Linked DNA regions of Mus musculus: region 1 is linked to region 2. A link is a loop called in an ENCODE intact Hi-C map of the cell type or tissue named here. Cell type or tissue: left cerebral cortex. All regions are shown on one strand. Region 1 overlaps F13a1 (coagulation factor XIII, A1 subunit). Region 2 has its middle 8.8 kb from the start of Gm30489.

The links. Peaks named below come from ENCODE experiments on the same cell type or tissue, not always from the same donor. Only the 100,000 strongest peaks of a DNase experiment are listed, where the experiment ranks them.
Region 1: it touches region 2 in a loop (1.8-fold over the local background); 1 of 42 quality-filtered maps calls a loop at or near these places.

What each region holds. Positions count from the first base shown.
Region 1 is chr13:37,028,571-37,031,070 of GRCm38, reverse strand. The region is part of intron 2 of F13a1 (coagulation factor XIII, A1 subunit); the gene reads left to right. Among named protein-coding and RNA genes, the nearest start is that of F13a1, 19 kb to the left of the region's middle. In left cerebral cortex, no CTCF peak of the experiment used is centred here; a DNase peak (open chromatin) is centred at 1,269.
Region 2 is chr13:36,813,898-36,816,397 of GRCm38, reverse strand. No RefSeq gene overlaps it. Among named protein-coding and RNA genes, the nearest start is that of Gm30489, 8.8 kb to the left of the region's middle. In left cerebral cortex, no CTCF peak of the experiment used is centred here; no DNase peak of the experiment used is centred here.

The DNA.
Region 1 (2,500 bases), 210 kb before region 2:
CTAAGGGCAATCTGTGTACAATCTCTGTTCCAGCAGTGGCAGGTGATTGGCTCTAGCAGAAACTGATGCAGAGACATGAATCTTAAATATTTTCAAAGGTCATAAATCTGGGGTTGGGTAGGTTGGGAGGACCAGAGCAGATGTTTTGCAGGCTCTGGTCAGTCAACACAGACAGAGGAGGGAGGTGTACAGGGAGCGGCTAGCCCTCAGCACCAATTGCAACCCAGAATGAGAAACAGCTTTCTAATTGGACCTCAAGACTGACACCATCACAACCCTACTCCATTTTGTCCCCAGAAGCGGTTTAACAAGTTTATGCATGGACTTAACCATCATGCCAGTTTACCATTTTGAATTCTCACTGGATTCTCATTACAAAGTCTAAACCACTGGACATGGTCAACAAGACCTGAAAGAGCTTGGGCCTTGAGCTTTCATTCTGTTCCTCAACCCACTCCAGCCAGCCTATTGTCTTCCGGCTTCTTCTGTGATCACTCATACTCTTGCTTGAGTTACCCTCCTCTCTGTGCACTTGTTCCCAGCATTAACTATCAACTTGGCACAGCCTAGAATCACCTGAAAAGGGGGTCTCAACTGAGTATTTATCTTTACCAGATTAATCTTCAGGTATGTCTATAAGGATGGTCTTGATTGTCTTAACTGAGGAAGACCTAGTCCATTGTAGGAGTGTTATTTCCTAGGCAAGAGGTCCTTGGCTATATAAGAAAGCTAGCTACACGTGCGTTTGTGAGCAAGCTCCATGCTCTGTGCTTCAAGTTCTTATCCTGACTTCCTTCAATGATGGACTGTGACCTAGAAATGTAAGCCAAAGAAACCCATTTCTCCCCTAGATTGCTTTTGCTCAAAGTGTTTTATCCCAGCAATAGAAATGAAAATAGAACCCTATCTTTCTTCTGGGAAGGAGTTCTCCCACATCCCTTCCCAGAACCCTAAATTTCTCTTATCATTTATGCCCCTTTTGGCATTTACCATTGTGCTTACTTAGCTTGCAATTATGAGGCATTTGTCTAATGAATACTTGTTTTACTGCCTTGGGTGACAACACAAAACAATGTCCTGTAGAAATCTGACTATAGTGAACAGTAAGTGTACTGAATGCACACGTAAGGTCCAAAATGATTGTGAGAACACGGAGCAATGAGCCAACTCTACCATTGAATGTATTATGAATTCATGCAAGGCCTTAACAAAGGAGCTACAAAGAAGAAAAAGCAGTTACATAAGTAAATATAGCCAAGTAACTACATAGGTGAGAGATCTGTGGGTGTCTGTGTGAAATTGAATCCCCTATTGATAGAAATGACATCAGAGTGTGTTTTAAGGGTTTTGTTTCAGCAGATGCTTAATGTAAATCTATAGTAAGCTACCAGTGCCCAATGATGCCTTACCTGAAGAAACCAAAATATGCTTTTTTATTTTTATAAGATGTAGTGGACTCATTAGTAGTTTATTGGAAAACTGCAGTCAGAATAATGTATATAAGTTGAGGACAAACTTTTCCTGAGAGAAACTGACAAAATTAAATGTATTATGAAAAAAGGATTTAGAATACTCTGGGAATGACTCCTTAAAAAAGAGGTTAAAAGTTGGGATGGTTTTACTCAAGGGTTGTCTCGCGGTAATCTCTAAACTTCAGAGTAGCAGAGGGACATAGACTTGCTCTGGATCTGTGTGGTAGTCCAAACCAGTACTCATGGTCAGAAGCCAAGAACCATCCTCAGTTTAGACAGGGGCTCTGAAGAAGTAGTGTTCAAGAGTGGCAAAAGAATACTCAAAGTCAAATCATGGGTACAAGCTGACAGAGTGTGTTCTGCTCAAGACAGCTTTGGAGATCTCCGAAGAGTTCATTCATATATCTCAGCTCTTAGAGACCAAAGCCAAGTCTTTTATTTACATTCAGTCATTTACTTCAAGTTCTCTTTTGATTCTCCCACAAATCATCATTCCATGACCCCAGCTCCCTGATTCTTAGAAAAAGACATCAAGCACATTTTTTTTGCATTGCAAATGAATTCAGAGATCTGCCTGCCTTTGTAAAAACAGATAATAAGTTTAGCTGGAGCCGGGCGTGGTGACGCACACCTTTAATCCCAGCAGGCAGAGGCAGGCAGATTTCTGAGTTCGATGCCAGTCTGGTCTACAAAGTGAGTTCCAGGACAGCCAGGACTACACAGAGAAACCCTGTCTCAAAACAAAACAAAACAAAACAAAACAAAAACAATAACAACAAAAAATCAAAAACAAAAGTTTAGCTGTGTGGTATCCTGCCCTGAAATTACCATTCCCACCACACCTGGGCCTGGACCTAAACTCGCTCTGTCCCAGGCTGACCTTGAACCAGAATCTACCTGCATTTGTAAGCATAAACAATAAACTTAGCTGGGGGGGATCATGACCTGAGGTCACTACTCTCTAAATCTCTTTATCTTCTTCCTTAGTATCTTTCTGACAATCTGGTTTATAATACAGCTGCCTTTGT
Region 2 (2,500 bases):
TGGAGATATCCCTCTATTCAGACACGACACTTTTCTGCCTTCTCCATCCAGCCTTCCCCTCACCTCTCTGGTATCTCTCACTACACTTTAGTTTTCATTAACTCGATAGAAAACTAGGGTCATCTGGGAAGGGGGTATCTCAGTTAACGAATTTCCCCCATCAGACTTGTCTGTGGTAAGGTCTATAGGGCATTTTCTTAATTAAGAATTGGTGAGAGAGCATCCAGCCCTCTGTGGGTAGCACCGTCCATAGGCTTGTAGTTTGGGTTATATAAGAAGGGATGCTGAAGAAGCTATGCCAGTATGCAGTATATATTCATGGTCTCTGCTTCAGTTCCTACCTCTTGGTTCCTGCTTGAGCTTTTCTCAGCTAGGGACTAGTTTGGAAGTGTAACATGAAATAAACCCTTCCCTCCCAAAGTTGCTTTTGGTGTTGTTTTCTCACAACAAAGAAGCAAACTAGAAAACATACTATTATGGTCACCGTTTCTTCCCCCATAATACTTCATGCAGTATGGAATCTACTCAAGGTCTTGTTTGAGACTTTCTTGAAATGGATACCAGCTATCAAACCATGGCTTCCAGGCTTTAAGCTGAGCAATAGGCAATGGTCTCTTTGGCCAATATCTCAGTGATACCACAGCCCCAGAAGTTATGTAGCAACAAGAACATAAATGTGATGAAGTCACACCCTGGTCTCTAGTTGGGAGCTGCCACAGTGGACTGGGACACTCCAAGGTACTCTAATCAAACCTCAGACCCAGCCAGATCAAATTCCTGTGGAATACACAGAGGGTATTCTATCACCAGAGAGAAATCCTCCCAATAGCTGGATCCTGAATTTCTAAGCCCTGAGAATACAGTGAGAGAATACTTTCTATTCTGTGTAATTATGTGTAGCCCGTTGTATTTTGTCTGTGACTGAGACACCTACAGATATGGTCAGAAGACCTTGCATCACTTCTTTTCCATGCCAGAGAACACTGCTAATTCTTCCATCAATTAAATTAAAATGAATTTTTCTGACTAAGAAGGAATACAGAAAAACCAGGCTCTGTGGACTCCAAAGAACTCCATGTACCTGCCCCCCTTCATGTATTTCACTGTAAACGCATCTCCAACAATGCTGTGATCCTGTGATTCCCTGCTCAGCAGGTGTCTGCAGAAGCCAGTGTACAGAATGTCTCTACTTAGCCAGAGATTTCAAATATTGATAACAACTATCACTCAATGTGCAGAAGGACCTAGCTGGAAGACATTGAGTATTCAGGGAAACGCATAAAGTCAATTGCTAAACTATACTCCACAACTAGACTCTCCTTAAGGGGCCAGTAAATAGAGCAGGTGAGTAATTTTACAACACGAGTAAAAATCATTTCCAATTGTACAGTGAGTATTCTCTGTCATGCTTAGAAATGGTTTCATCATGCCTCCCACAATTGCTTCCTCAAAATCAACCCACAACTTACCCAGTGACTTTTTTGAATGGAAAAAAATGGCCAACCTTGAGCTCTGAATCAAAAGACTAATGTTTCCCCAGGCTTAGGACTCTCTCCACTCCATGGAAAATATCTTAAGAACTTATCTGTTGTCTCATCCTTGACTCCTTCGGCCTCATAAGTTCCATTGTCTCTAAATTTCCATCTTCAGCATCTACACCCCTGTACTACACCCTCTAGTTGAAAAGAATTCCCTTCAAGAGTGAGTATACCAATCCCAGACTCTAGTCTGTGTTCCCTTCCAAACTGCTAAACTCTACTGAGTACATGATCAATCTTTTTGTCTACCTGAAATTTTATCCTTTTTCTCATGTTAGGGGACTTCTGAAAACTAATGAGTTTTGGTGGAGACAGCACCCACATCCTACTCCAATATATTTTAAAAGCCCCCCCCCCATTCTCAGTGAAGATGTCACAGTGTACTCTGAGTCACACAAAGTTCTAAGTCCTATACACTGTTTTATACTCTATTAAGATTATAATCAAATTTAATTTATAAAATTAGGCATAGTAAGAGTAATAACAGCAATCATAGAGCTATTGTAACAATATATTGTAATAAAAGTCATGTAAATGACTTCCTCCCCCCATGCCCTCTCTCCATCATGGGCCCAGTGACAAAGGGTGTATTCACTTTCCTGGAGGCTCAGAGATGAGCAATTTGTGCTCAGGGTGACAAGCAAGAAGTATGAATCTTTGTTTCTGAAACTTTCTATTCCATTCTCAGACCATGGTTGACAGAAACTGCAGCAACCAAAACCACAGGTAGGAAAGACTGCTCTGCTCATTTTCTCAGCTGCCCTTGCAACAAGATGTGACAATGTGGTCTATGCTCCTCTGGGGTGGGTGGCCCTGTCCCTTGTTTCAGAAGTCCTTAGTCCTTCTAAGGAAGCAAGGCTCTCAAGCTTGTCATTCAATGACAGTGACTGCAAAAGGGGTCTCAAGTGCCAGGAGGTCTGGTGTGTGCATACTGCAGGGTCCAAGCCTCAGAGGCAGCCAGG